Linked DNA regions of Homo sapiens: region 1 is linked to region 2. Evidence: chromatin loops called from intact Hi-C (ENCODE). Cell type or tissue: PC-9. All regions are shown on one strand. Links, peaks and the distances in the headings refer to the core of each region. The heading gives the core; the rest is flanking DNA.

The links. A loop is a pair of places that touch in the nucleus more often than their neighbours do. Peaks named below come from ENCODE experiments on the same cell type or tissue, not always from the same donor. Only the 100,000 strongest peaks of a DNase experiment are listed, where the experiment ranks them.
Region 1: it touches region 2 in a loop (10-fold over the local background); 16 of 110 quality-filtered maps call a loop at or near these places.

Annotation. Positions count from the first base shown.
Region 1 is chr11:13,375,672-13,392,024 of GRCh38, forward strand. It overlaps BMAL1 (basic helix-loop-helix ARNT like 1), which reads left to right. Exons shown (of 20, transcript NM_001297719.2): 15 at 1-91; 16 at 969-1,057; 17 at 2,666-2,774; 18 at 5,490-5,583; 19 at 10,018-10,120; 20 at 10,925-11,595. The coding sequence ends at 11,085. BTBD10 (BTB domain containing 10) reads right to left here. Exons shown (of 9, transcript NM_032320.7): 9 at 12,337-13,470. The coding sequence ends at 13,160. Among named protein-coding and RNA genes, the nearest start is that of BTBD10, 79 kb to the right of the region's middle. In PC-9, for the core only: a CTCF peak has its summit at 9,326 (motif pointing left); no DNase peak of the experiment used is centred there.
Region 2 is chr11:13,202,799-13,219,151 of GRCh38, forward strand. No RefSeq gene overlaps it. Among named protein-coding and RNA genes, the nearest start is that of BMAL1, 67 kb to the right of the region's middle. RefSeq lists an enhancer at 4,450-5,007. In PC-9, for the core only: a CTCF peak has its summit at 7,730 (motif pointing right); DNase peaks (open chromatin) are centred at 5,483 and 10,483; H3K4me3 peaks cover 1,314 bases; H3K27ac peaks cover 3,329 bases.

The DNA.
Region 1 (16,353 bases), core at 5,479-13,478, 170 kb after region 2:
CTTTTATCACACTACGGAGTCGATGGTTCAGTTTCATGAACCCTTGGACCAAGGAAGTAGAATATATTGTCTCAACTAACACTGTTGTTTTGTAAGTACTTTTCCTATATCTGAAGCTCCCCTTGCTTCAAACAGATGCCTAGGGTTCCTCATCTGGGAAATGGGGTGCAGGCAACATCCAGTATCACATCCTTTAATGCCATCTTGCTAATACCTGTGAAGCCTCAGGACTGGCAGAAGCTAGAAAGGATTGTTAACAAAGGGACAAGCTTCAGGACTTGTACCATGCAGGCCCTGGCTTATGAAACTGCTCCAGGAAATAGCAACATTTCCTTCCAGATAAAGCAGCTAACCTTTGAATTCCACAGGCCCTGCACCCTAGGCATCCACTTGTGCTGCTGTGGAGGAAGGGGTTGGCAATCTATGAAAGGCTCATTCAGGCACTAGCTCACACTGGCCTTGGCTGAGGATGGGGAGGTCTCCATACCTGTCAGGCAGGGGGCCCAAGCACTGGCAGCTGGAATGCCATCTCAAAAGGCTGCTACCTGCTAGATGAGCAGAGGGAGGTGAAGGAGCCTCTCTTTGGCCAGGCCTGCTCCCCACTTTTCCTTCCCCATAGTGTCCAAAACCCCACCTATGGTAAGAGCTGTGTGAGGGGCCGGGGCTAGGTGCACTGCAGGCTGGCAGGAGGAGGTGCTGTAATGATGGCAGTAGGTTACTGCAGCCACCACCTCTGCTGAACTGTGTCCCACACATATTAGGAAGGCCTAGGCAGGCAGTGGGGCCAAAGGCCAGGATGCTATCCATTATATTATCAAACAGTGAGACCTGTTTACCCACTCAGACAGACACTTCATTTTCTGGCCTGTCCAGGTCCAGAGTGGACACCGGACACCTTGGCCAAGTTGAATGGTGCACAGTTCTGAGCAGGCCTGACTCACGTTTCCTTATTGCTGGGATGTTCACAGAGCCAACGTCCTGGAAGGCGGGGACCCAACCTTCCCACAGCTCACAGCATCCCCCCACAGCATGGACAGCATGCTGCCCTCTGGAGAAGGTAACTATGTGCTGCTGGGGCCCTGGGGCTTGCCCGTGGGAAGGTGCTTGTGGTCAAATATCCTCCCCTAAAGTATTCAGGGTCCCCTCCATTCATATTCTGTGGAACAAGGGAGGCCTCGAGGGGATGATGTGCGGATTTCCCCATGAATGCAGAGGACACTGTCATGTCACTTTCTCTGTTGAGCCGGAATACTAGGAGCTCACTGCTGCACTTCCCAAAGCTGCTGGCCCCTGGAAGCCCTTGAGCTCGCAAACTCCCTACTCCCCTTGTGCTTTCCTCCTGTGTTGGCTAGTGGCCATGATGTGAAGTGCTCTTTCGTGACTGTCACTAACTCCTGTGGTTGGCAGGCAGGTGTCTTTCGGCACCAGGGTGTGTACCATACCCACTGGGCTCCCTTCTCAGGCTCAGCCTTGGCCCTGCCCCTGCTGTCCACGCTGGACTCATCCTTCCTGGGACCATCCCCACATGCATGGCTGCAGCCCCCATCGATGACTCCCACATCCACATCTCCTGGCCCAGTCTCTCTCCCGAGCTCCAGATCTGTCTCTCCAAATGCCTCATAGACAGAACCACCTGGAGTCTCAGAGGCACCTGAAATTCAGAATATCCCAAGCTGATTTTCTGCACTCCCCTACCTGATTGGTTGTTTAAGCCAGAAACCTGGCTGTTGTCTCTCCCCCATTATATCTAAACACGGAGTCCTGAACCTTCTATCTCTTAAACTTCGTCACCACTATTGCTATTTCACCCTCCTCATCTGCTGCCTGGATTATTGCAAATCACTTCGCAACTCTAGTCCCCCTCTCCCCACCCCATCCTCCATTGTAGTTCATTCTCCCTGCCGTGGACTTTCTAATAACCCAGTTCTCATTTGTGCCTTTTCTGTGTATCGTCCTTTGGTACTCCTCATTCCCTTGTGGAAACTGTCCAAATTCGTTAGTACGGCATCCAAGAGGCCCCTCATGATCGGATTGGTACCTGCTGCCCCAGTTTCATCTATCATGCTCTCATCATCATTTATGATGAATTCCTTGGAGGAGTCTCCCAAGTTTTAACCTGCCTCAGTGCTCCTGCACGTGTTGGTTGCTGTGCCTGGAATGCTTTCTCCTCCTTACCTCTCTGCCAAGCTAATTCATATTCATCTCTCAAGACTCAGCTCGGGGTTAACTTGCTCCAGAAGCTGCACCTGGCCCCAGATGAGTTGGTTGCCTCGTGCTTGCCTGTCAAACTTACAACATTTTGCTTTAGCCATTGTTCATCTTGTTGGTTTTCCTGTTAAACTGTGAGCTCCTTGAGGGCAGGGACTTGTCTCTGTAACCCTGGCACATACAGTGGTCTTCAATAAACGTTTTTTTTCAGTGCATGAAGGGAAAGAATTAGATGCTGTATGAAGGGAAAAAACTGGCCTCAGATCCTAGAAGGAAACTTGAGCCTTTCCCTGCTGGAATGCCTTTTCCTGACAAGCTGTAGCCCTAAAGTCCCTCAAGGCACAACTCTGATGTTGAACTGCAAATGGATCATGGGATAAACTGGTTTTACTTTAATACATAATAGTATTTCTTCCTCAGTTTTCCCCTTTCCTACTCTCAGATTCCTTTGTTGTAGGTGGCCCAAAGAGGACCCACCCCACTGTTCCAGGGATTCCAGGGGGAACCCGGGCTGGGGCAGGAAAAATAGGCCGAATGATTGCTGAGGAAATCATGGAAATCCACAGGCAAGTAACACCTTCTAGTTCCTCTGTTAAACCAGTGGTTCTCAACCCAGGGAAATTTTTTCCCCCAGGCAATATTTTGCAATGTCAGGAGACATTTTTGGTCTTCACAACTGGGTGGGAGGTTGCTACTTAAACATCCTGTGGATAGAGACCAGGGATGCTGCTTGTTAAACATCCTACAGTAAACAGGACAGTTCCCTCCTCCCCACCCAACAAAGAATTATCCAATCCAAAATGTTAGTAGTGCCTAGATTAAGAAATCCTGCCTTAAATAAAGAAGCTAAACCAAAATAGCCCAGCGCTAAAGAGAATTCTTGAGAAGACTTAACTTTCTTATGGCTCAAGGAGCTTCTCAGTGCGGATAGATGTACCTTTACTTTACAGGAATGCAGGAGTAGAGCTGTGAACTATCAGAGTGATCTGGACCTTAACAAAACATTCACTTTTTTTCAATCAAAGAGCTGCCCAGGATTAGTACTAGAAACCAAGCAGATCAGCTAGTTATTACTAGCTGTCTTGGGAGAGACTTCCTTTCCATATGAAAGAGAAGGAGCTTAGAAGCAGTCCACCTGGGTCTGAGTCCTGGGCCTGTCTCTCTACCTGGCTATGCTGAGACTTACTTAACCTCTTGCTCTCTGTTGATTTAAACCATAAAAAGAAAGCACTATTTCCCAAGAATTGTGTTAGGATTGTGAGGGCACTCAGGAAAGTTCCAGGAACACAGCCTGACATATAGTGAGTGCTTAAAAATTAATTAAATCTGTCTTTAAGAGCAGTCGAGAGGGAAGCAGTTATCATAAGTCTGTCCAAATTTGGGGAATAGAGAAGGTGGTAACCAGATTCTTCAGAACGAAACTTAATGTAACATAAGAAAAGGAAGAAAACACTGCTGCCGCTGGATTCTCTCAGGAGAATTAGAGGCTGGCCTGTTTTCCAATTGGCCATAAAGGGGCTGTTATCCCCCTATAGGTAACACAGCTCTTTTCCAACCCCACAGGATTAGTGGGTGTGACTTCTGCATCAGGAAGGAGACATGAGGGTAGTGTGCAGTGTAATCAGGTTCAAACCCTATACTTTGCATTTGCATACCCTGTATTTTGCTTGAGACCATCCAAGAACAGTATCAAACAGTCCTTGACCTCAAGAATTTTAAAATCTTTTATAAGTCTATTTTCTTTATGATAACAGGAAAAAGGGAGGGTGCATGGGCCAAAGCAAGCAAAAGAGGAAAGATTTGAACTTGGCCTTAGCCAGGGTTTGCAATAAGAGTGGATGTTCCCTCTAGAAAAGCCAGGGCTATTCTTGAGTGGGCATGTGAGTGGCAAATTCAGGGTCAAGAAACAAGCTACCTAACTGGGCAGGCTTTGTGTAGGAAGGAGACACAGAGCTATGATAGGCGATTAAGAAACACAAGAAATGATACTGTGCAGTTTGGAAGAAACCTGTAAGACCCCATTTGTTGTAGGATGCTGAACAAGCATCCAAAGTCTTGTGTTACGCTTTGTGGAAGTTGCATTGGAATAGGGAGAGATGAAGGTGGGCATGTTTGACAACTCAGGAATGAGGCCTTATCCTACAGAGATGACACTGCCAAAAGAGAAATCAATCATCTAAGGTCTAGCGTTTGAAGATGAAATCAGGAATGATGAAACAGCAATTCCAAGATGAGAAACCTGGGAAAATAGTGGTTTCATAGACATAAGTAGAGAAAGGTGGGGGACACTCAGCAATTTTTCCGTAAGCAATTAGCAGCCGTTTGTGCATGCTGAGAATACATGATATGTAGTTGTAAACTGCCGTTAAGAAGCTTCTAATCCAGAAAGAAAACTTGTTCACTCATAAATCTAGAGAACTAGGCAGTACAAGAACCAAAAGACTTCTGGGTGGTGGAGGAGTGGTCTCTGGGTCACCCAAAAGCTACATTCATCCATGTAGGAGCTGAGAGTCCTGTGGTTACACAACTGCCATCACACTCTCCCTAAACTGTAGCTGCAATGCCAAGTGATGGATTCTTTCCTGAGGTCCTTCAGCCTGACAAGTATTTAGGTGGATTTACAGTTCTAAGTCTTCCCTTCTATAAATCTTCTGAGAGATATGCTAGATAAGAAAGGCCTGGACCCATTTTTCATCAACCACTGCCTTCGAAGGCTGCTTTTCCTGTCACTACTACTAGGCTACCTTTTAGACCCTGGTGCCGTCCATGTCCTAAGAGTATTCACTAGCTAAACAGTGTTTGTGGAGAAGGGGACAAATTGTTTTCTGTGGATCAAAGATGGAGGTTGATCTTAGAAGTTCTCCTCCAATTCACCTGGATTCTGTGAGGAAATAAAACTGGCCACTTACTTGAAATTCACCAACTGAATGCAAACTCCAATCCAAGGGCTTTGTCAGTGAGATGCTTGACTCTAGGGACTGCATTCTAGATCAGGTGCCTGTAGAACAAATCCAGCTTGTCATCTGTTTTTGTAAATAAAGTTTTATTGGAACACAGCCACACCGATTCGTATCTGTGGCTGCTTTCAAGCTGCAGAGGCAGAGTTGAGCATTTGTGACAAGACACCATATGGCCTAGAGAGCCTACTATCTGGCCCCTTACAGAAAAAGCTTGCCAAACCCTAATCTAGATCTTCATCCCCTTTCTCACCTTTACCCCTTAACAAAGCACATACACTCCACTGAAAAAAGAAAAGGCAGTGTAATTCTCTTTTCTGACAGGATAAGAGGGTCATCGCCTTCTAGCTGTGGCTCCAGCCCATTGAACATCACGAGTACGCCTCCCCCTGATGCCTCTTCTCCAGGAGGCAAGAAGGTAAGACTGATGATTCTTAGCCTAAGCTAGAGAACCTCTTGCCCAAGATCTGAAATGTTGGGGGTGGGAGTATGGAATTGCAACTGCGATTGCTGAAACAATTTGGACTACTTCCTCCTTGAAGTAAATGCATCTGTGTGAGGCTGGATACAAAGCATACTGGTAGGGCTAGGGAGGCTTGCTGACATCCTCAGAGGCTTTCTTCCATGTGAGTGGAAGAAGGGAGAAAGAATAAGGAATGGGGAACTGTCAGTTCATTTAATTGAGGGAGCAATTCAAGAGTTCCCATGAGGGAAAGATTATTGAGTACCTCACATAGAAAAGTTTCTCATTTTCTGCCAGGAATTTTCAAGGGAGAAAATATTAGTGTCTAGGGCAGGCAATGGAAACAGCAATGCCACCAGCAGTGCTTTGGAAATCAAGCCATGCTTTATAGCTGCAGAATACTTGGGGATCTGCTGCCTGGGGGTTCCATTGGTGTGACAGCATTGGATCCAAGCAGTGGATCAATCACCAGCCCTCATGAAGAGCTTGCTATAAGACTACACTATAAATAGGTTTAGGAACCAGTCATTTGTTTTCATCTTTGCTGGAGAACTTATAAGCCTAGGCCCATCTTAATCGTAAATTATAAATCTGTTTATATTGCCTGATGCCAGTAGAGCTTAGGACAGTTTAAAGGCCATCATTTTGGACACAATGGCTTCCTTTCCCCATCTCCTAAAACAGAGAGAGAGAATATCAGGAATTTCCATAGGCAGGACTCCTAGGGCACAAACCATCAAAAGCAGGGCAAGGATTTTCAAAACTGAGCTCCTCGGAGGTTTGTTCAGGTTACCAAGAGCTGTGGTGTTACCAGGTGGGATGGGCGTGGGGATAGTTGCTAAGGAGAGAGGGTAAGAGTAGAAATCCTGCTTCTACAAGGGCAGCAATACTTCTTTTTTATACAGGAATCTTCTGCAAACATTTCTATTTGAAAAAGCGTTTTGCTCCCCCCAAAAAAGGTTGAAAGTTAACAAATTAATGGGTAAGACTACAAAGTAAGACCTGGGTTCGAAGCTTGGCCTTGCCATGTGCTAGTTATGTGAACTTGTACAACTTTCAAGCCCTAGTTTTCTTTATAATGGAGCTAATAATGGTTAGGGTAGCCAGCATCTTTGCACGAGGTCCTACTGTGAGATAATATATGTGAAAGTGCTTGGCCCAAAATACCACTGACAGATGAAGTCTGAGCTTGGTGTCCCGTGACCCCCGCCCCCCTGCCCACAACACACACACTGCTTGCCAGCTGTCTTCTTAGCTGTTCTTCTGTTATACCTCCAGGTCCTTCCTGCATATTGGATCCACCATCTTCTTAGGGTGGTCTTCCAGTCTCTGCTTCTTAAGTTAACTTTTAGGCACTTGACTTGACTCCTGGTATTACCAAGGATTCTACTTCTTGGTTTTGAAAGGTTATCAGTCCAGTATAGGCTTAAATATTACTCAAAGAACTTTCATATACATTGTCTCATCTCACCTTCACAACATTATAGTGACAAGATCCAGGCTCCTCAGCGTTCGTTTTATAAGTATGGCCCCCAGGCTACAATCCTGGGCTCATGGCTTCCAATTCTTTTCACATCAACAACTACCAGAAATCAAAAGCTGTGCTCTGCATCATAAAGCCCCAGCTATTTTTGAGGCACTTATGAAAATTCTCCCTTTTCTTTGAGAAGAATGGATTATAAAATGGATCTGTGAGAAGAAATTTGGATGTGTTCTCACGAGATGAGTCCTGGGCAGCAGGACTTATAAGAAAAGCAGCTTAAACAAGACAGTTAAAACTGACAGCAGTATTAAATGGTGCACCATACCCAGCCCTTTCCAGTCACTTTCAAATTTGGAAGGTCCAAAAATGAACCATTTAGCCTGCAGTTGTTTGTCAGGATCAAGCTAAAAAGGAAGCCTAAGTGAGCCTCCATAGGTCGCAAGAGAGTACAGACATCCAGAAGCACTAAGGAAAATTCAGATAAAGCAGCAGTTCTACAAATGTCATCTGCAGTCTTTTTCCAGAAAGAGAGGGGGCACAAGATCCTTTTAAGGGTCTGCAAGGTTAAAGCTATTTTCTTAATAACATTAAAACGTTAATTTTTTCCCTGTATTGATAATGTGCACTATTCATACTAAAAGCACGGTTGGGTAAAATTGCTGGCATTTTACAAAAATCAGACAAGTGGCACCAAACTATACTAGTAGTCATTGTATTCTTCACCACCACACACTCACAGTAAAAAAATAGTTTAAAGCCAGTTTCATTTAAGATTGTCCATCATGGCTAGGTGCAGTGGCTCACCCCTGTAATCTCAGCACTCTGGGAAGCTGAGGCAGGCAAACTGCTTGAGTCCAGCAGTTCCAGGCAAGTCTGGGCAACATAGAGAAATCCCATCTCTACTAAAAAATACAAAAAAAATTATCCAGGTGTGGTGGTGTACCTGTAATCCCAGCTACTCCGGGGACTGAGGTGGGAGAATCACCTGAGCCCAGGAGGTTGAGGCTGCAGTGAGCTGAGATTGTGCCACTGTACTCCAGCCTGGGCAACCAGAGTGAGACCCTATCAAGGAGGGAAGGAGGAAAGGAAGGAAGGGAGTGAGGGAGGGAGGGAAAATGTCCATCATTACTTTTATAAAATTCTCAAGCACACATCTTTTTAATGCTCTGTGACAAAATGAGAAGTACACAGAACTTGTGCTGCATACCAAAGTATGATGTTTGTCTCAAAAACTACTTGTGTGATTAAGTTGTGAGTTGAACTAGCTACTATTTTCATTGGACACCATTTTTATTGTATATGGTCATTCGGTTTTGGGTATTTAGAATACTTTTTTTTTGGAAATGAATGAAGTGAACCTGTCACTTTAAGGAAAATGACTGACATTTGTTGCCAATGATAAAATCTGAGCTTTCAAGCAAAAATTGGAATTTTTAGAAAACTTGTCTCTGCTACTTTGACCTTGAGATCTTCCTAAAACTTAAAAAATGTTGTTGATGAGATAGGGAGTATTAATAATAGTGATATTTTGATGCTCTATAATGAAATGTGTCAATATATAGAAGATCTGCATAACTCAGTGAACCAATATTTTGTAACTAAACAATGCAAGGTATTTCAAAATCATGTAAGGGTAAAAGATCCATCCTAAGTGCCAAGATATAAAGAGTACAAAACATTCATTGATATGGTTTCAGATTCCACATTGCAACTCACCTTTAAGAAACTTCTACGTGTCAAGTTTTGAAGTGGTATCAAAAAAGAATACAATTATTTGAAAAGTCTATTAAAATATGCCTCCCTTTTCCAACTACTTATCTGTGGGAGGTTGGATTTCCTTCATATACTTGAATCACAAGACGTATCTAAATAGACTGAATGGAAAAACATATATGAGAATCCAGTTGAAAATTATTAAGCCAGACATTAGATTTGCAAAAATGTAAGATAATACTCTGCCTGGTAATTTTTTGTTACTGTTTTAGAAAATAGTTATTTTTCATTAAAATACTATTCATTATTTATGTTAACATGTAGCGGGTTTATTACATTTAAGAAATCTATTAGTTTTAATTTCAAATACAGTAAATATTGATAAATACAGCCTACATAAGCAAAAGTTCTTTGGAGTCCTCAATGATTTTTTTAAGAGTGTAAAAGGGTCCCTAGACCAAAACGTTGCTGTGGAAATAAAGTAAGTTATAATGCCACCTGCTGGCAAAGCCTGAAATCATTGCTGCTCCTGAAAGCAGCAGCTACCAAACTGTTTCCTCACGTATATCCAGATAGGTCTCAAAGAATGCTCTTCTTTGAGACTCAGCCAGGGGAAGGCAGCTGGGGTGAGTGGGGGAGATTTTGAGACAGAGTTCTCTTACTGAGTAGTAGTAATAATCCTCCCCAGTAGCCTGTCTTAACTTAAACCACAGGTTACTGAAGTTGGCACCTGTAGTATAAGAGATTTACTTCTGTTTTCTTCATTTGACTCCTTGAGCTGTGTCTCTTCACAGCTTGTTAACTCCACTTTTTCTTCTTCAGAAATATCTGTCACTATAAGATGTTTTATTCCCTTATAGGGGAAACGTCTAGCTGGGCTCATTGAAGTTTAGGCATTGGTCCTAAAGAAATATGTGGGCATCATGATTCCAGGCAGTTGAATGCTCTTGGGATTTTATTCAGCCTTTAAGTTGCCTCTGTGGGCTCACTAAAATGGAGAGAAAAGAATAGTTCGGGGGAGAGGTTTTTTCTTACTCTGACCATGTCTGTCTAACAGTTCCTTGTTTGAAATCATCCAATAGAAAACTGAAGCCATTTGAAGCTTCTCCCCACCCCACCCCATGCTTCATTTTCCTTTTGGCATTGCTCATAATACTGATTCAAACTTCACACTTCCCTCCTTTTGTTTGTAGATTTTAAATGGAGGGACTCCAGACATTCCTTCCAGTGGCCTACTATCAGGCCAGGCTCAGGAGAACCCAGGTTATCCATATTCTGATAGTTCTTCTATTCTTGGTAAGTGGCATCATTATTCGTTTCCATTGCAATGAGCTTGCAAAACATCTTACATAAAGTCAATTTTAAGAACTGAACTGTGTGAAACAAGCTAATCCTAGATAAATTTGATAGGAACAGAATAAAAGTTTAAAATTTGTTTAAATCTCTAAAAAGTTGACCAGTATTTGAGTTTTGGTGGAGGTCCAAGTTTGTGCCTGGAACTCAAGAGGAGGCTACAGCTACCTAGACATAGGCTTTCTCCCATGTGGGGCATAATCTCTTCAGAGAGAGAAGGCTAATGAAGGTTCAGAGATAATGCCTAGAAGGGTGATTAGTAAGCATATCAGAAGGTATTAAAAGTCATTAAGTGAAAAGAGTTTGCTTTTCCCATCACATCCATCTTTTTCTCCCCTGGGCTTTCTAGATCTGTTTTTTTCCTAAACTCTCCCTTCCTATTTGCCTTTCTTTTTGTAACTCCTCTTAACTGGTTACATCAGATTATTAAAATAAGCTTGACTCAAATATTTTTAACATTTACTAAATTTTAAGCGCTTTGTACTTATTTCTAAAATGATCATTTGATTCCTTAGAGCTGTCTCTTCACAACGTAACCCCACTTATTTCTTACGTATTTTTAAAAAATTGGTTCTTTCCTCTAAAAAACAGCGATATAAAAAAAGATAGCCATGCAGCCCAAAAAGCAGCATCTCACCCTACCATTAAATGTAACTTTCTTATTAAAAATGTGCTTAGGAATTGCTTACTTAATCTGAAGATGCTTTAAAAAAGAAATCACTGACCAGTCTTTATCTCCTCCCACAGGTGAGAACCCCCACATAGGTATAGACATGATTGACAACGACCAAGGATCAAGTAGTCCCAGTAATGATGAGGCAGCAATGGCTGTCATCATGAGCCTCTTGGAAGCAGATGCTGGACTGGGTGGCCCTGTTGACTTTAGTGACTTGCCATGGCCGCTGTAAACACTACATGTTGCTTTGGCAACAGCTATAGTATCAAAGTGCATTACTGGTGGAGTTTTACAGTCTGTGAAGCTTACTGGATAAGGAGAGAATAGCTTTTATGTACTGACTTCATAAAAGCCATCTCAGAGCCATTGATACAAGTCAATCTTACTATATGTAACTTCAGACAAAGTGGAACTAAGCCTGCTCCAGTGTTTCCTCATCATTGATTATTGGGCTAGCTGTGGATAGCTTGCATTAATTGTATATTTTGGATTCTGTTTGTGTTGAATTTTTTAATCATTGTGCACAGAAGCATCATTGGTAGCTTTTATATGCAAATGGTCATTTCAGATGTATGGTGTTTTTACACTACAAAGAAGTCCCCCATGTGGATATTTCTTATACTAATTGTATCATAAAGCCGTTTATTCTTCCTTGTAAGAATCCTTTACTATAAATATGGGTTAAAGTATAATGTACTAGACAGTTAAATATTTTTAATAAATGTTTCCCTTGTTCTATAAATACTGTTCACATTTCAAATAATTAGAAAAAAAATCCTACGTGTTGCAGGGCTGGATTATAAGTTTCTACAGTGGGTGTTCAAGGATGATCTACGCCAGTAGCATTTGTGGTGCTTTTCTGGCCTTCATAACGATTCTGGGCTTGCATAATTTCCCCATGCTACTAGCTTAGCTGTGTTGTTAAAATAGTTCATTTATAAATTGTTGCAATTTTAATTTATGTGAGAACAAAGATGTTACTGCTTATCCACAAACATCGAATCCTCTGAAATTATAAATTCAAGATTATATTTAACAAATTGGCTTCTCTAATGCTGCACCTCTCTAATACTACTTCAGTTATATAGTAAGTGACCCCAGTCCTAAAGCACCTAAATATTTGATCCCTTCTTGAATTGGACCACAGAATATTTAGAATAGCATTTGCATAAATAATTTGCTAAGCAAAGTAGCATGGTATAATGGAAAAAGCACTGAACTAGTATGAGAAACTGGCTCTGAAACTTAGGGTGACTATATGACCTAGTAAAGTCATTTTGCCCTTCATATCAAGTTGGACTAGAAAATACTCTTTTCAGCTCTAATAAATATTGTTTTGATTTATAGTACATTTTATAATTAGGGAATTTAAATGCCTCATCACACATATAGTAAAAGTTCCTTGAGCTACTATTTCTAATAATACTTACACCACCGAGATGGGAAATTATGAGACTAAAAATCTGGTCAATGTGGTTATAAATTTGGTCAGAAACATTAAAACAATGGAATTTTATTTTGATGAAAAACTCAAGTTTACAATCATTTAGTAAATGAAGAGCAAACACTTCATTTTCCTATCCCATAACTCTTAAGAAAAAAAAAGCATTAGTAAATAAATATCTGTGAACAGATTAAGGGTAAGGCAGACTGGATAATAAACCACCTCTGACATTCACACTCCCTGCATGTGACTCACTCTAAAGGGTGAAATGGCTCTGGAGATAACTGAACTGGTAAGATATGGGCATTAAATCTCATCCTGATCATTCAGATAAGCCCAAGATAAATACTTTTTGCTCATCAAGGGCAGCAAACTATACAAATTGTACTGGAGGAATACTTTGACAGAAGCACTTAAATTATATTGTGCATCACAACTATAAAATGGCTTGAACATTTCCATTTAACCACCATTTATAAAGTGCAACTATATATTACTCTGCATTTTATCTGAGGTGTGATGAATATCAGTCCAAACTGAAAGTACCCCAGCTGCCAATTTCCACCACTTCTGAAAAGACCTAGCTGTGTGAAAAAGGACCATCCCCCATACAAAGAACCAATTTCACAAACCTACTGGTAAACAAATACATTTACAACTGGAACTTCAAAATGCTAGAGTTGTACTCATTTAAAAAAAAACCATTCAGCTACCTTTGGTCTTTAAAAAAGCCTACACTGCAATATCCTAAACATTGTTATGTGCATCTCACAATGAAGAAGAGTGGCCTTGCAGTGCAGAATGAGGAGAGTACAACGTCACTGTGAAGAGTAGCATGCTATGGTTTCAAGGAAGATCAGCATCACAGCATTGGATTCTGTGCATCAGGATCGAGGTCACTGTTGCCAGAAGGGGGATGGATAGGGAGAATATCCAGCTCATCCACTTGTGGAGTTGGATGCATGACTACCAGCTGGTCCTGGGGAATGTCTGCTGCAGCTGCTGCAAGATTGGTGATAGATTTACTCTTTACACACTGAAAGTCTACATGCCGACTCTTTCCTTCTTCCTTCTCCCAGGACATTCGAATAAAGGGTCTTTGGACATAGTTGTAGATCACTTCTGGGCGGCCTCCAGGCCTTTTCTTTACTTTTTCTTTGTAGGTAGGATAACCTGAAAGAAAGAAAGATTTTAAAAACTGAGGAGACACACACAGACCTCTCACCCAATTTCGCCTTAGAAAGCTTTTCTGCTATAGATCCTAAAGAAACAAATTTAAAACAAAGAAGTGAAAACAATATTCCATCCACCTACTCATCAGTTCATGAGCCAGACATGAAAACCCTACTGATGTAATTCATAAAATCTTCTATCATTCTTTCAATTACTCAATATATCAACCATCAAAAAAACATTATTAAAGTAGGAGTATGTTGGAGCAGATCTTGGTCTCTAGCTATGTATCCTTTTTTTTTTTTGACATGGAGTCTCACTTTGTCACCCAGGCTGGAGTGCCATGTGTGACCTTGGTTTACTGCAACCTCTGCTTCCCAGGTTCAAGCAATTCTCCCACCTCAGTCTCCAGAGTAGCGCGGATTACAGGCATGTGCCACCATGCCCGGCTAATTTTTGTGTTTTTAGTAGAGGGGGGGTTTCACCACGTTGCCCAGGCTGGTCTCGAACTCCTGACCTCAAGTGATCTGCCTCGGCCTCCCAAATTGCTGGGATTACAGGCGCAAGCCACCATGCCGGCCTCTAGCTACGTATCCTTATATTCTCGTCACAGGATTACCCGGCCTACAGGCCTGGAATTTAGCCACATTAGCCTGCTAGTTTCCTTAAACCTACATCTCGTCTTTATATTGCTCTGAGTTTTTTCTTTTCTTTTTGTTAAATGAAAAAGCTGTACAGCTGTCCAGGTGGTTCTAGATACTTCTGCATCTAGATCAGCAAGGCCAATATTTTAACCTCCCATATCATTTTAACATTACTACTCCCAACAACCAAGCATTCAATTTACAGTCACATTCCCGAAGCAGCGTTCCCTGATTAATAGTACCTAATATTACCTTCCTCTTTTGGAACATAGTCACTTAAAAGTAAGGACAACCCTAGATTTGAAAAAAAAAATTAGTTATTTACTAGTAAGGCCACTTCTCCAAAGATCAACTGTCCTTAAGAAACTATTATAGACCCCTTCCCTCCTTTCTTCTAGTAAGAATTAACTAGTTTGGGATTGGCAAACATTTTCTGTAAAGGTCCAGAGTAAATACTTCAGGCTTGTAGGCCACATGGTTTCTACTAGAGCTACTTTTCACTCTGCCACTGTAAAGTGAAATCAGCCACAGAGAATACGTAAATGAATGAGCACGTGTATGTTTTTCTTTTTTTTTTTTGGAGATAGAGTCTCTGTCACCCAGGCTGGAATGCAGTGGTGCTGTCTCGGCTCACTGCAACTTCTGTCTTCCGGGTTCAAGAGATTCTCCTGCCTCAGCCTCTCGAGTAGCTGGGACTACAGGCGCCTGCCACCACACCTGGCTAATTTTTGTATTGTTGGTAGAGATGGGGTTTCACCATGTTGGCCAGGATGATCTCAAACTCCCGACCTCCAGTGATCCTCGGCTTCCCATAGTGCTGGGATTACAGGTGTGAGCCACTGCGCCCAGCCACATGTGTATGTTTCAATAAAACTTTATAAAAAAGAGGCAATGAGCTGATTTTGGCCCATAGGCCAAAGTTAGACCATAGTTAGAATCAGAAAAAATAGAATGGTCTCACATAGTAGGGGATCAATTAATGATTACTGCATAAGGGAATGCATGTAGGCATCATTGGTAGCTAGTACAAATAGCCATGTGTGGAGTATGTGTGTATGTGGTGGGGGTGAGATAGGTGCAGCAGGTGAACAAAACTGAAAATCTAAAAACCTGTAGAATGTCTTCATTTCATACTTTTGGTCAATTACCTCTGAAGGCAGCACCAGAAATCAGAAAGGTCTCCATCTCCATTCCCTTGTCCTTGATTCCTCCTGGACTATTAGAAAGACTTTAAAATTCCCATCTCCTTGTATTCTGTCCCCACACAAAATAACCACTCCAGACAAATGTAATCATATTACAATCCTTGCTTAAAAACTACCAATGGTTTCCTCGTGCTTAATTGGAAGGTCTGTACTCCTCAGAATATTATACAAGGCTTTTTTTACAGCCTGGTTCCATATCTACTTACTGTCATCTACTATCATGCTACACTCTAACTCTAGAGTTCTTAAATACACCTGCCATATTAAGCTTTCCCCAAACATGCTTTTACACAAATTGTTCTGCTGCCTCTTCCCTCTCAGCCTCCTGATCCCTGCGCTCCACCTTCTTTTATCCCTGGCAAAAACATTAAGACTCTCCACACAGTTAATCATTCACTTCTTATGCTCCATAGCACTCCCATATGTTAACAATACTTAACAGAACTAAACTGTAACTAAACTGTAATTACCTTTTTGTATGTCTGACTCTCTGACCTAAATAATGAGTTCCTATATGGCTTTGACTTTATGAACAATTTGTTGGTGTATCCTCAGTGCCTAGCATAGTACCTGATACACTGCAGGTGCTAAACAAATATTTGAACAAAGAGTGAATGAACTACCAGGATATGCCAGTTATAAGTAATAACCTCTTCCAATATCCATCTTACTCAACATTTTTTCCTTTAAAAATAAAGTAAAATCAGCCCTTTGGGAGGCCAAGGCAGGCGGATCATGAGGTCAAGAGATCGAGTCCATCCTGACCAACATGGTGAAACCCCATCTCTACTAAAAATACAAAAATTAGCTGGGTGTGGTGGCGTGCGCCTGTAGTCCCAGCTACTCGGGAGGCTGAGACAGGAGAATCACTTGAACCCAGGAGGCGGAGGCTGCAGTGAGCTGAGGTTGCGCCACCGCATTCCAGCCTGGTGACAGAGCGAGACCCTGTCAGATAGATGGATAAATAGATAGACAGAAGACAGACAGACAGACAGACAGGGCAAGCCTGCCCCTGACTTGCAGATTTACCAACC
Region 2 (16,353 bases), core at 4,051-12,050:
ATAAATTGGTGCTTCAAATGATAATATCAAGAAAATGAAATTATAACTCACAAAATGGGAGAAAATATTTGCAAATCATATATCTGATAAGTGATTAATATCTAAAATAAGTTTTAAAAAACCACATCACTCAATTTTAAAAATGGGCAAAGGATTTTAACAGACATTTCTCCAAAGAAGATATGCAAATGACCAATAAGCACATGAAAACATGCTCAACATCATTAACCATCAAAGAAATGCAAATAAAAACCAGTATGAGACATTACTTTACACCTATGATGATGGCTAAAAGCAATCCATACAATTATTATTCGTCAATTAAATTTTTTTTAAAAAAAGACCACAATAATGAGTGTTAACAAGGGTGTGAAGGAATTGGAACCTTCATACGCCACTGATGATATCATAAAATGATGAAGCCACTTTGGAAAACAGTCTGGCAATTACTGAAAATGTTGAATACAGAGTTACCGTATGACCCAGCAATTTTACTGCTAGGGGTATATCTCCAAGAAAAATGAAAACAGGCCAAGTGTAGTGGCTCATGCTTGTGCTCCCAGCACTTTGTGAGTGCAAGGCAGGAGGATCACTTGAGGCCAGGAGTTTGAGACCAGCCTAGGCAACATAGTGAGACCCTGTCTCTACAAAAAAAAAAAAAAAAAAAAAAAAAAAATTAGCCAAGTGTGGTGGTGTACATCTGCAGTCCCAGCTGCTTAGGAGGCTGAGGCAAGAGGATTGCTTGAGCCCAGGTATTAGAGCCTTCAGTGAGCTGTGATCACACCACTCTACTCCAGCCTGGGCAATAGAGTGAGACCCTGTGTCTAACAAAAAACAAGAGTGAGAAATGAAAACATATTCACAGAAACATTTGCACATAAATCTTTATAGCAGCATTATTCATAACAGCCAAAGCTTGGAAACTACTCAGATGTCCATCAAATGATGAATGGATAAATAAAATGTAGTATATCTGGCCGTATAATGGACTACATTTCAGTGATAAAAAGGATTGAAGTACTTACTGACACATGCTACAACATGAATGAACCTTGAAAATGTTATGCTAAGTGAAAGAAGCCAGTCAGAAAAGACCTAATAATGGATAATTCTATTTACATGGAATGTCCAGAATAGGCAAATTTATAAAAACAGAAAGTAGTTTAGTAGTTGCCTAGGGCTGGGAGGGCCTGGTGGGTGGAAATGAAGAGTGACTGCTAATGAATACAGGGTATCTATACTATTTGGGGTGATTAAAAAAAGTTCCAAAATTGATTGTGGTGATGGTTGCACAACTCTGTGAATATTCTAAAAGTCATTGAATTTTAGACTTTAAACAAATGAATTATGTAATGGTGAATTAAATCTCAATGAAGTTGTTACAAAAAAAAGAATGTCTGGAAGTAGATAGTAGATAGTGAGTGTAACTAATGGCATTGGATTATATCCTCAAAATGATTAAAATAGAAAATGTTATGTTATATATATTTTATCACAGTAAAATTAATTTTAAAGAACGTTTATAACAGCAGTGTGAAAAATAGCCAAACACTGGAAACAACACAAACGTCCATCAACGATGGACAAATAAACTGAGGAATACCCATACTACACATTCTTGCTGTGTTCATGCTATACAGCAATGAAAGTGACCAAATTCCTGCTACCTGTATCAACATGGTTGAATCTCACAACAATAACGTGAAAAAAGAGAAATCCAACAAAAAGAACAATACATTACATGTGATTCGAAAACAGGCAGAACTATCAATGGTGTTAGAAATCAGAGTCATGGTTGCCTTGAAGGAGTAGGGCAGCACCTGGGAGGGGACACCTGGGTACTAGTGATATTTACCTTCTTACCCAAAGGATGATTACACAGGCACGCTTAGTGAGTGAAAATCCATCAGACTATGCATGTACGATTTGTACAATTTCCAGATTTGTTTTCAAAATTTATTTTTTTTAAGTCTCAAAAATCAAAGTCCCCCCAGTAACTTTAATGCATAGCCAGGTTCAAAACATTACCTTCTTTACTGTGTCACCAGTACCTTCTCAAGGACCCAGTAGAAGACAACTCCAATTCCAAAATTATTATTTTCTTTTCACTCTCTCATACACAGCAATTCATTGTCTCCCTCTCTGCTCAGGAAAACCTTCACTTTTTATAGGCAAACAAATCCATTAAGGTGTGTCTTCAACAAAAGGACTTTTTTTGGGGTGGGGGGGACAGAGTCTGGCTCTGTCACCCAGGCTGGAGTGTCAGGGCATAATCTCGGCTCACTGAAATCTCCTCCTCCCGGGCTCAAGTGATCCTCCCACCTCAGCCTCCTGAGTATCTGGCACTACAAGTGCACGCCACCACGCCCAGCTAATTTTTGTATTTTTTGTAGAGACAAGGTTTCACCATTTTGCCCAGGCTGGTCTTGAACTCCTGAGCTCAAGCAGTCGGCTCACTTCAGCCTCCCAAAGTGCTGGGATTACAGGCATGAGACACCGCACCTAGCCAATTTTTCCCCCTTAGTGAATTTCTGTCACCATACTAGGCTAACAACCTGAAACTGCAGCAATATTTTCTTTCCTCCCATTACTTTTATAAAGTTCTCAGCACAACAGTTAGTGCAGAATAAACATCGGGAAAAAAAAAAGAAAGAAGATATGAGGTCAGGAATCTGGAAAATTAAGAGTAAAAATCTGAAGCTGGAAGTACCTGATCAAACTTAAGAACTGAAGGAACCAAGCTGTAGAGAGGGAGGGGGAAGCAGTGAAGGTTAGCAAGCAGTATTACCAGCGTCTGGCCTGCCCTGAAATCCACACAAAAGTAAAATGTGACCCTTTGTGTTTCACTTCCTGTGCAGATGGTGGGGGAAGTGGGGAGAAGTCCCAAGAACTGTGCGACACTGCAGCTATTGCTTGAAACTGCCAAAATTTGGAAAGGCACATTCTATTTGCATTACTTTGCATGCAAAGTGTGTATGAGCAGCAAAGCTCCATTTCTGTTTACTGCCCAGCTTCTCCTGTTTTCAGGCTTGACTGGCTAAATTTTGAAAAAGACTCCAGCAGAGACCGCTTGTACGCACCAGTATCTGTGTTCTCCTCTTCCACCTTGGACATATACCTAAATTATACTTCCCAGCCTTCTCTGCATTCAAGTGAGGACTTCTGTCTGGGTTCTGGACAATGGATTTTACACAGAAGGGATGTAGACCACTAACAGGCCTGACCCGTGAAATCTCCCCAGTGTGATACTTGCTCTTTCCCCATCTGCATGGAGAAGATCCCTCTGACCCAGAGCAGGGGGATGTCTCGGTATGAAATAGCCTGAATGAAGGTCCCTTGCCCCATCTATCCCTATGCAAGAAATAAATTTATTCCTTGTAGTTAAAGCTTGGGGCTATTTGCTGCCATCGTTAGCCTCTTCTGACTAATTCAGAGACTATGGTTATCTCTGTGTCATTCTGATGTGTGTCTTTCTCCCTGATCTCTTAGTACCATGTCTCCCCACACAGCTATCTGGTGGCCCCAAGTCTCCCATATCTAAGTGAGCCTGACTTTTGGAAGAACCCCAGAATCTCTGCTTACTTCCTTTTTCCTTCTATCCCATTCTAGTAACTAATCAAGCATAAAACCAGAGCGGTTAGGTGAGATGAGAATGGAAGCGCATTCCAGAAGTGTTGGTTAGGCTTCCTGAACTAGAAATTCTACTCATGGGAATTTATCCTGAGGAGATTAATCAACATAAACAAAAAGATGTTCCTCGAAGTATTAAGCACACTAACAAAATAATTAGAACCTGCCTAAATATTCAGTTGTGGGCCGAAAGGTTAGTAAATTATGATCAATTCACTCACCTAAATATTATGAAGTAATTAAATATGACAACTAGAAAGCCTACAAGATGGAAAAATTTATTAACGTATTATTAAGTGTAAAAAGCCAGAATATAAAAATGTGTTTTCACAATAGTAAGCAATATGTAAAATGATGCATGCAGCCTGGCCCTGCTAGGGTAAATTTATTCAGAGAGGCATCCAAATGGTCAGACCAGCAGCCACTCACAAGCACCTGGGCATCTCAGTCTTCAGGGACAGTTCATTGTGGATTGGTTTATAATTATTCCTGGAATTGCATCTACATTGCAGACAGTTTCATTCCAAAGAAGAGCCTGGGCCAGCAACGAGAACTCTGTGGAGTAGTAGCTGTCTGATTCTCTGTCCCAGGAGAAACAATGAAAGGCACCTTGGCACACTCCCACTAATCAGAGGTGGGGAAACACAAAGTCACATCCCCACCTCAGACACAGCTGGAACCCCAACATACTTGGATGGCCTAGGTCTTTACCTCCTAGGCCACGTGGTCAGCTGGAAGTGGCACTGCTCTGCCTCACTTGCAAATGACGAGGCCTCTCCCGCATCAAAAGTGTACTCGCTCGGGAGGCTGAGGTGGGAGGATGGTTTGAGCCCAGGAGGTTAAGGCTGTAGTAAGTTGTGATCACCCCATCCTGAGTGACAGAGAGAGACCCTATCTCTAAAGGACAAAGAATTAAACAAACAAAAACCAAAAAAAAAGTCTAGTAGCTGAGCCATGTCCTCAGGACACACCTAGGAGAAGGAATAAAGGAATCAGTGCGTTTGCAATGGAGACAGCTCCTCCTGGCTGCCTTGGGGTGAGATTCGTATTCTAATGGGTGCAAATCTAGAATTAAGTTCTATGCCTGATGAGAGGGTTGCACAAAAGACCAGAACAAGTGAAATATTTACCCTGTAGCATCGAGGATCATTGGAACATCTTTGCAAGGGATGTAAAAGGTAAGGGTTTGGAGTTTCAGGTGTGACAGGAAGAAAGAAGATGAAGCCCAGGGTAAGAATGCAGGGGAGGAGGGGCCGGGTAGGAGCAGAGACAGCAAACCTGAGGAGCAGGAGGAAAGTAGTGAGCACTGCAAGAATGGGAGGGAGCAGGGGGTGCTTTTAGAAGGAGTGAGTTATGCAGCACAGGGCCAGGCCTGTGGGTGCAGGCGCTTGCTCCTCCAGCCTTGTCCCCCACCCAGATCTGAAGGCTCCGTGCTCTCTCCCGCTTCCCCACCATTTTCTCTGCCCAAGTGCCTTCTGCCTGCTGATTGCCCTTATCTTTTTAGACTTAGCCCAGCTGATACCAGCTCTGTGAAGTGTTTCCCGATATTCCTCTCTCTCCCGACTTCCCTCTCTCCCCGAGTTAAGGACTTCCTGCTCTAGTGTCCCCGCAACGCCATCCACAGACCTCACCACAGCAGCTATCGCATTGCTGTAATTATTTCAAATTCCTCTTCCCCTACTAAACTGTGAACTCCCTGGGCAGGGGCCATGTTCTATTCATCTTTTCACCCCTTGCATGGGGCCTGACAAATAAGAAGTGTTCAAAAAGTCAACTGAATGAATTGAAAAAAAAAAAAACAAAACATTTCCTTGGATTCAGCTGAAAAGGCAATTGCAGTAATTTGAATTGTGCAATTTCCATTGTGTCGCCTTTGAAAAACAGTTTCACTTTTCCTCCTACTACCGATGACTCATTCCTGGGGCAGATAACACACATTTCTGAGGTGCAGAACTTCACTACATCAAATCTTTTGAAAATCTGTTTTTGAGTGTTCTTGTCTAAAGAGAAAAACATGATGAGCTTTCGTAATCCCTCAACTCAGCACTGAGTGATGGAATACTAAAGATGTTTTGGAAACCCTTTGATTACTGCAAAGCATACAAAGAAGAACGGGTGGGTGAATGATAAAAATAAAACGCTAGCATTGGCTACATGCACTGATCGCTTAACAAATGGTAGTTAATGTCAGGCATTTGGCTAAGTGATTAGCCCCATTTTCTCACTCAATACACAGAACACCTTACGAGGTCACCCTGATTGTCCCCACTCAGACAGGGAAATTGAGAATCAGAAAATGTTGGTAAATTTCTGTAAGCGGCAAAACCAGCATTTGAACCCAGACCTGTCTGATTCCAGAATGGTGCTGTTAACAACGAGGCCCCTATTTCTTCTAGACTGAGAAGGCACACACTGAAGTTGGATGCTGATTTTTGACAAGCCAGTGTCTAGGCAGGGACCCCACACAGCACCCCCATCCAGGCATTTCTGGGCAAACATGGTTTCAAATGGGCAAAGTGAAGATGAACATCCGCCCTCACATGAAACCTACATGATAATCAGCTGGCTTCTTCCAACTGCCCCTCTCTGCACCAAGTGCAGCCCTGGTGGCCTTATCTCCTGTCCACCCACACATAAGGGCAAAACAAAACCTTTTCTGCTAGGAGCAAAGATTCTAGCTCACTGCTTAATTACAACTTATTGCTCCTTGTCCCAGCAGTACCATGGCAACAAGTAGCATTGGCACAAGAATCAAAAGGGAGAAGTGTTGCCTAGCAACATAGTAGAAAAAGCTTTAGGATTCTGAAGGCCCGAGTTCTAGTTCTGGTTCTGACTCCCTGGGGCACTGTGGATAAGACCCAACTCCTCTGATCCTCCGTTTTTTGTCATCTGTAAAATGGGGGCAACTCATTCCATACATGTAGGATTGCTGTCAGGATCATTATTTTCGGGAGAGGAAAATTATGCCATGGATTAAGGCAGAAAGGGGAAAATGTGAAAGACTTACTAGGCCATGACATACTTTAGCCACTCCATGAAGAGTATACATTGGTAAAGCCTTTTTGGAGGTCATTAAGTAATAGCAGTCAATATTTAAATGTAGGTACCCTTTAACTCAGCAACTTCCTCTCTAGACATTGGTTCACGAAGATACACATAGGAGGTGAAAAACTGGAAACTACCTAAACGGTCTATTAAAGAGGGACTATAATAGATCAACACAATAGAACACTACAGAAGTTTTAAAAAATGAAGGAGCTTTTCTTTACTGACACGGAGAGACTTCTAACATACAATGTTTAGTGAAATGAAGGCAAGTCACAGACACACACACACACACACACACACACACACTCATCCATTCACAAATATACACAGGAAAATGCATGTCAGAAAGCCTGGAAGGACCTATGAGAAAATGTTAACAGTGGTTACCAAATTACTTCTCACTACTCCCCAAATAGGCTGTTTCCCCGCTACTTTTGCAAATGCCATTCCACCTCCCTAAAACGCCAGTCCTCCTTTCCACCTTCTGAACCCCAGCCCATCCCTCAGAGAGTAGGTAAGCAGCATCTCCTCTCCAAAGCTCTGCTGGTTCCCATCAGTGGACTTTACATCTCCCTCTGTGTCTGTATTGTCCCTATCATAACATTGAATTTTAATTATTTGTTTATGTATCTACACTCCCCCTTCCCAGTAGTCTATGAGCTCCTTGGGGAGCAGAATCACGTCTCATTCATCTTTGTTCCAGCAGGGCCTACCCAAGGCCATTAGTGCATTGAATGGAAACAAGAGGTTAAAACATGGTCAGAAATGAGAACAGCATGTGGAAGCTGTGAGCCCCAGTTTTTTCCAAAGCACCCTCCCAGACCATGCTTTCACGTATATTCATAGCTCAGAAGGTGTGCTCCAAGGACAAGAGGAGGAGAAAGTCAGTTTACCTTGATTATCTCTGTAAAGAACAACAACAAAAAAAAGAAAACAAGAAAGTCAGAAAGCCATGGATAAGGAGTGAGCTGGGTAAAAATTGCTTGAAGCAAACAAACAAACAAAATCCCAAGAGGTGTGTATGCATGTCAGCAAGTCATCCACAATCTGGGCAGCAGGTGGCACAAGTAACCTAGATTTCTTAGGCCACTGCAGAAGGAAGCCGCAGAGGTAAGGATTTGGAGAAACTGGGAAGCTGGGAGCATCATCCCAAGCCACTCTTTTGCCTGCCTGATTGCAGTACAAGACATAAAGGCAGTCCTGTGAGGATTTCAAGTCCTAGACATCTGCCTTTCCAACCACCATCCTTCACCCTCTTAGTCCATCCTCCACCCTCTTCAGTCCATCCTTACTATGGCCAATTTTGTTATTTGCCAACCTGCCTTCCTTTTTGAGGAAAATGAGCATTTCCATTCATATCAGTGGCAGTGAATATTCATAAGACCTCTTCGAAGGGAAATGTAGCAGGGCTGATCAAAAGAACACTTACCCTGGAGGAGACAGATAATAATTCCTTAACAGATCTAACTGCAATCATGGATTGGATGTTCATCATTATTTGATTTTCCTCTTCTGGGGCAATGGATTCATAAATTATTTTAAGGGTATATGAGCAGATAAACAAGTTACCTTGACTACTGACTATAGTAAAGGTTGAATTTTGTATATTAATGTAGTTATTTTGATAAATTTGGTAGTAATTATTATAACTTTACATAATAAATTTATGGAAAATATAGACATACAATTGCATAAAGCTAGGTGGGCTAATTAAGTACCATCATATTGCTGGTGAGGGTGGCTGTTATTATTATTACACAAAATATATTTATTCTTTGAACAAATATTTATTAAATGCTACATATGCAAAAACTACTTATGAAATGACCATCAAGTGCCAGGTACTGTTTTTGGTGCTGGGAAAAAATAAATCAGTGACAAATTCTCTGCCCTTATGAAGCTTTCAATGTAACAAAGGAAATAAATACATATATATTATTGCCATATACATACACACATATATGGCAAGTGATTATAACTGCTATGAAAAAAGAATAAAAGATTATAAAAAAGAAAAAAGAAAACTATTAAAAAAAGAATGATGGAGGCTGTTATTTTTAATTGGGTGCTCAAGTACTAATTGTGCTACAGACTCAATGTTAATTCAAAATCATACATGATTCCTACCTCCCCAGGACTCTACTGTCAGTGAGAGAAAGAACCACTACTCAAATAATGACACTATAATATAATTCTCTATTGCTATTGGTGCCATGAAGAAGTACATGCATGGTGTTATGAAACTTCATAAAAGATAAATGTGACCTGACTTTTTTAGGGAAATCAGGAAAGATTTCCCTAATAAAGTAATGCTTGCAATGATATATGAGGCATAAGTAGAAGTTGACTAAACCAGGGGTATGAAGAATATTCCAGGTAGAAGGAAGTGCTCTGCAAAGGCCCTGTGGCAAGGGGAAAATAGGGGAGTATGAAGAAGGGATAGAAGGCTGGAGTGACTAGAGAAGAGAGAATGACATGGGCGGAAAGGCGAGAGGAAACCTATAGGCAATAGTAAAGGTTTTGTCATTGTCCTAAAAGAAATGAAGAGTCATCATGGGTTTTAAGCAGAGGATGACATAATTAGATAGCTACTTCAAAAAGATGACCACAGGTGCTCTCTCGAGACTGGACTGAAGGGACTCAGATTAGATACAGGATGGCCCAGTTGAGAAGTGATAGCAATAGTCCTTGAAAATAATAATGTTGACTTGGACGAAGGCTTCTACTTGTTGGAGATCAAGAGAAATCAAGAAAAACAGTGAACTTGAGAAACTTTTAGGAGGGAAAAGAAACAGCCCTTGGTGGTAAATTGAAGACAGGATGTACAAAAAAGGAGATACCAGCAATGGCTCTTAGGTTTCTGGCTTGTGCACCTGGATGCACGGTGGTACCACCCTCTAAGACAGAGAACTCTGAAAGAGGAGGAGGTATGTGGTAAAAGATTATGGGTTTGGTTCGGGGTCTGTTGAGTTTGAGCTGCCTTTGGGATTTCCAAATGAAAATATCAAATCAAAAACTGGATCTGCACACCTGGAACTCAGAGAAGAGGTTGAGTCTGGAAATACAATCATCTAGGTCCTCTACAGATATCTGAAGCTGTGGGTGAGGATGTGATCACCTAGGAATAGATTACAGAGTAAGAAAAGGGAGGGACACCAGTATTTGATGATGAGAATGGGACGTGTAAGCCTGCAAAGGATACAGGAAAACTAGGGAAGACACCAGGAGAACATTTCATTTTTAAAGCCGAGGGAAGAACGTTTCCAGTAGGAGTAAATGATCAACACTGGCAGTCTCTGCTGAGAAGGCGAGGAATATGAGGCCAGAAAAATGTCCCTTAAATTTCATGACATGGAGGTCATCAGTGACGTGACCTGGAGCTGTTTTGGTGACTGTGGGACCAGCAGCCTGCACAAAATTGCTGAGGGGAGAGGGAGAGAGGACGAAAAATAGAGACAGTAAGGAGAGACAGCTTTTTGGAGGAGCTTCACAGGGAAGGAAATGGAAGAAACAGATGCAAAGGAAGACCATAAGAGAGGTGCTCCAGTCTTCCGTGGCATAAAGGTGGTGGTGGGCAGGAAGATGATGGCAACATGGAGGACAAGAGAGCAAAACAGCATGATCCTCAGTGGTTACAGAAACAATGTTGTGGATACAGCACTTGGGAACCAGGCGGACAGTGACAACACCTTCCAATCTATGGCTGTAGAGGGCAGAGGGATGCATGGTGTCTTTAGGGCAAGCCAGCCTGTTGTATCAGGAAGGAGCAGAGAAAAAGTTGAAGATCTAGGGGTGGTTTGGTGGTTATGGAACAAGCAATTCCAGAGGGCTCAGTCATAAGAGCTTTGTAGGTCAGGGGCTAGGGCAAAGGCAGGGCACGGTGGCTCAAACCTGTAAACCCAGCACTTTGGGAGGCCAAGGGGAGCAGATAACAAGGTCAAGAGATCAAGACCATCCTGGCTAACATGGTGAAACCCCGTCTCTACTAAGAATACAAAAATTAGCTGGGGGTGGTGTCATGTGCCTGTAATCCCAGCTACTTGGGAGGCTGAGGCAGAAGAATCACTTGAACCTGGGAGGCGGAGGTTGCAGTGAGCCGAGATTGCGCCACTGCACTCCAGCCTGGTGACAGAGCAAGTCTCAAAAATAAATAAATAAATAAGAAAATAAGAAAAAAATTTTTAAAAAGGATGCATCATTAGGGAAGGGATAGCTGAGAGGATTTAGGCTTGGGTTTTTGGCAGATTAAAACAGGGACGGCCAGCATTGAAGATTTTGTATCAACTGTCTCTTCAAGGAGGGTGTGTGCACAGGTCTACTGGCTGCAGATGGGGTGGTCTCTTACTCTAGGAAGCTCTAGGAACATCAAAGCTAGACAGATTGAAAACAGCGTTAGGACTGCTGACCACATACACAGCCCAGGTGACGGTAGACTCAAGAAGCTGAGTCTATAATAACATGGAGATAATGCTCAAACCGTGAAATTTAAAAAACCTTACCACAATCCTACTATCTTACAAGTCAGAGCTTCATTGTTTCTTAGCTTGCCTTCCTTCCAGATTTGAATTGACTTTTTACGTACGGTACTTATAACGTACACATAGTTTGAGATTTGCCTTTTCCCCACTCTTAACAGGACATCAAGTATTTTCCACATGGTTCCATCTTAATCTTCGTTAATGTTCAGTATGGTATGAATAATTGCTGCTCTCGCCTGGGGATGTTTTTGTAACACATGATCATTTAAACACTCCTGCCCCCAACACAAGCATGTGCACACACATACACACACAGATAAAGACATTCTCTATGCAGAGAATAGAGCACCTCTAATGCATTACATATTATCCACAGCCCACTAATATATCTCGAGAGCTGTTCATCCTTTCTTAATCTTTTCTCTTTAACATTTGGAACAATTAGCAAGCTAGCTGCAACCCCACCCCTTTCTCGCCCACTCAGGAAAACATGCAAGTGAGTGAAAATGACGTTATTATAAGAATAACCTTGAATCCACTCCAGTTTATAACAAAAGCAGCTCATTTGAAAACTTTGGTGCTTTTACTATTAATAGTGTGAATTCCTTGCTACACAGTTCAGGCCTGAGTGCAACACACCAGTGAATCCTGCCACTGTCGTTGAGGGCTGCTGGCCTCCTGGGGAAGACAGACACTAATTCAGCGTGATGGGAGCACAGTCCACACCCCCACCATGGGTCATGGAGAATGCATATCTTCTCAGAAGAGCTGACATTTGAGCTGGCTCTTGAGGGAGGCTGGCATTCAGACCTGGAGAGAAGGCCATTCCAGGTAGAAGAAAGATTATCTACTGAGGCTTTGAGGCCTGAAAAAGTATTACCCAGTTGGAGACTGGTGCACATTCTGCAGTGGCTTAGAGAGCAGAGGGGTGTGTGGTGTCCTTAGGGCCAGCCAGCCTGTTGTACCTTGTGCACAGAGGGAAACATCTGAAGATGGTACTGGGCAAGAGGCCAAGTGAGAAGGACCTTGTAGGATCCACTGAAGGGTTTTGACATTTTCCCATAGGTTTGGGAGCCACGGAAAGTTTTTAAGCAGAAGATGATGTTATATAGGTACACTTTGGTTTGGAAAATTCCAGCAAGAAGGGTATGGGCAAAAGAGCACAGGGGAGAGAAACTGGAGGCCAGGGTAGAAGAGCTCAAGAAGGAGGTCAGGCAGTGCGGGTGGAGGGGCAGGTAGATGGGATCAACTTGGGAAGTGACTATTCTTTGAACTTAAAAGATTGAAAGCAAATGTAATGGGCCTGATGGTCATCTTTCTGTAGGATCTCTGCATTATCCCCACTGGTATGATGCTTGGTCAAGCGGGTGACCGCACCCTGCCTGCAGTTTGTAACACTGCGTCATGACATTGTCAAACATCACTCCATCACTCCATGACTGAGAACTGAGTCATGGAGTCAATTAGAAGGCTTCCTAAAGTGAAGGGCTTTGGGAAGAAATTTTTAATTTTTTACAAAAACAAAAATCAAAAATATTGTGAGAAAGAGATTTTCCCCAAACAACTCCTTTGCCAATTTGTTGATTAATAGAATTAGCAGGGGTGAAAAAGTCATACGGACTCAAATTTGAATCTCTGATCCACTTACAAGTTTTATGACTTTGAACAAGCTACATAATTTGTCTGATCCTCAGTTTCTTCATCTAGAAAAGGGGATAAAAATTCCCACCTGATGTCCGGGCAGGGTGGCTCACGCCCGTAATCCCAGCACTTTGGGAGGCCAAGGTGGGCAGATCACCAGAGGTCAGGAGTTTGAGACCAGCCTGGCTAACATGGTGAAACCCCGTTTCTACTAAAAATACCAAAAATTAGCTGGGTGTGGTGGTGCACACCTATAATCCCAACTACTTGGGAGGCTGAGACAGGAGAAACGCTTGAACCCGGGAGGCGGAGGTTGCAGTGAGCGGAGATGGCGTCATTGCACTCCAGCTTGGGCAACAAGAGTAAAATTCGGTCTCAAAAAAAAAAAAAATTCCTATCTGAGGTCAATGGTGAAGATTCAGTGGGATAAAATGTGTAAACACTCCTCAATGCATATTCCCCGGCCTCTGCCTCAGCATTCAGTGTGGTCCCGTGAGAGTTAACTCATAGACCTAAGAGCCATCGAGAGCTGAAAAACAAAGGGTTTGGAGGGAGAAGCTAGTGGGTGTACTCCCAGGCAGAAAGGGAAGTAGGATGAGATGCTCCCCATTAAGGCTGACTAATTTCACTGGAATCCTGTGAAGGACAAAGGAGGTTAATTCAGTGAAATCTCTGGAGTGTTTCAAAGAAACACTGTGTGTGCCGACAAGTCCCCTTCAAGCTCAGCAGCCTCCTCTGGTGGGGGTGGGATTGCTGTGGGTGTGACAAGGGGGCTTCTCAACAATGCTCTGAATTCTGATCATCCAGTGCTGCTTCCCTGCCTGCCAGGGACCAGAGCAAGGGGAAGCTGGGATGGCCGTTGGGCTGGGCAGGGCAGGCTTCCCTGTGGTGCTCCAGGCTGCAGTGCTGGGTTTGGGGAGGTTTCTGAGGGTTCAGAGGCTTAGCAGGATGGAGTGACAGCCCATGGCTGACTCACTGCCCAAGAGGCTGGCAGCTTGCAGCAGACCAGCCGGCGGCCCAAGGGTGAGCTCATAACCACAGGGATCCTGAGCAATGCCGTGTCACCAAAGCCAGCTCTGTCTGTGGGGCAGAGAGGCCCCCTGTCTGGGACTGAACTTTCTTAAAGATCACTGGCTATCCTTAAAGATCCACAAAGATCACTGACTCCAGAGAGGGGTCCAAGGGCCGCTAGCTGCTGTGCCCTTGGGTGCACCCAATGTCCTGCCATTTTACCTTCTATAAAGGCAATTCATAAAATGGCTAATGACAGATGATGTCATTTCTATGCCTTGCTGAGAAGTTCACATGACTACATTCATAAGCAGAACTCCGTCCTTGGTCAGACACCCTGCCCCTATTTGGGGTTTGGAAAATATGGTTACTGTCAATATGCTAAACTGAGGCCTTCCTGTCTGTGGTAGAAAAATCCACAAGGCATGGCTTGATTAACCTAAGAAAAGTACCGCCAGCAGGGCTGCCTACCTTGCAGAAAGTGTCTCTTCCTGAGGCAGGCAGCAACAGAGAAACACAGAAAATACCCACACATGCACACACACAGATACACACGGTGTCTACAGGACCAAAAAAAGGAAAATCCCCGTGAAAAAATTAGAGTTTTCATTCATCTTGATGATCCATTTGGGTCACAGAATAATAGAGGAGGTTAATGGTGTAGCTTAAGGACAAGCAAACACCAAGAAATGCTTTAAAAGAAGGTACCTCTTGGTTGCGGGTGATTTTGAAGTAACCAACAGTTCATGTAATTTGCTATTCCAAGAAATTGTATCAGACTTGCAGGAGTAAATCTATTGCTGACTTCTATACCTGGGATCTGGGAAGTCCTTGCTATCCTCAAGCACTTCCCCATCAGCTTGTGATGTTCTGATGTTTCACATTAATGAGGCTTCATTTGATTTAAAGCTTTCACTCCTAGAATCTTCTTTCAAAATGTTCACTCAGTACATTGTGTGAATTACAATATTTGCATTACCAGCCAGCTTTGATTGAGTTTAAGAGATAGCTGAGTGCAGTATTCTATTTGATTTCCCTTCCTTTATTTCCTTTGCTCCTTCTTTTTTCCTCTTCCTCCTTTCTTCTTCCTTCACCCACTCTCTCCTTCCTTTATTTTATTCATATATTTATTTTATAGATATCTAATGAGCACATACGCTGGGAGTAGAGAACAGTATCTGAGAGTCTGAGGACATGGATCCAGACCCTTTTCCTTTCTTGGGCATGACTTAAGACTTGTTTTTATTGGCAAAAAGGGGATAAAAATGAGACCAGCCTCCCAAGGTGGTTTGTCTAGTCCTTCGTTTCCCCTAAATGTCCCCCAAATGTAATCATTCTTATCAAAATGGTGTGACTGGAGGATCAGAGTGTAAGCTCTATAGTTAGAATGCTCAGATACCAATCCAAAGCTAAACTACCAGCAATGCCACCCTGGACAATTAGTTTCTCTATGTCTTAGTTTCCTCATCTGTAAAATGAGGCTAACAATAGGTATCTAGGCCAGGTACAGTGGCTCATACCTGTAATCCCAGCATTTTGGGAGTCTGAGATGAGTGAATTGCTTGAAGTCAGGAGATCGAGACCAGTCTGGGAAACATGGTGAAACACTGTCTCTACAAAAAATACAGAAATTAGCCTAGAGTGTTGGTGTGTGCCTGTAGTTTCAGCTATTCCAGAGGTTGGAGGGTCACTTGAGCCCAGGAGGTTGAGGCTGCAGTGAGCTGTGATTGGAACACTGCACTCCAGCCTGAGTGACAGAGAGAGACCCTGTCTCAAAAACAAAAACAAAAGGCCCCCAAACAATAGGTATCTACTTCACAGGGTAATTGAAAGGATTTAATGAGATAATTTCTGTTATTGTTGCTATTATTATTGTTGGTGCCAGAAATGTGAAAATGAGAAGTGAGAAAGACACTCTGGGAGGGAAGCCCAGCATAATGGATACTGACAACATGGTGAACTAAGTTGTAAAATGAGGTATGTCAAAGCACAGCAGTAAGGTTTAACTTTTGAAGAGAAGAATAAAGAAAACTTCACCAAGGAGGTGCCCAAAGAGGAATTTAATGGGAGTTCACCTGATGAACACAGATAAAACCTCTGTGTTAGAAACTATCCCATTACTGGGTATATACCCAAAGGACTATAAATCATTTTACTATGAAGACACATGTTCACATATGTTTATTGCAGCACTATTTGCATTAGCAAAGACTTGGAACCAACCCAAATGCCCATCAATGATAGACTGGATAAAGAAAAGGTGGCACATATACACCATGGAATACTATACAGCCATAAAAAAGAATGAGCTCATGTCCTTTGCAGGGACATGGATGAAGCTGGAAACCATCATTCTCAGCAAACTAACACAGGAACAGAAAACCAAACACTGCATGTTCTCACTCATAAGCGGGATTTGAACAATGAGAACACATGGACACAGGAGGTGAACATCACACACTGGAACCTGTTGGGGGGTGGGGGACAAGGAGAAGGAGAGCATTAGGACACATACCTAATGCATGAGGGGCTTAAAACCTAGATG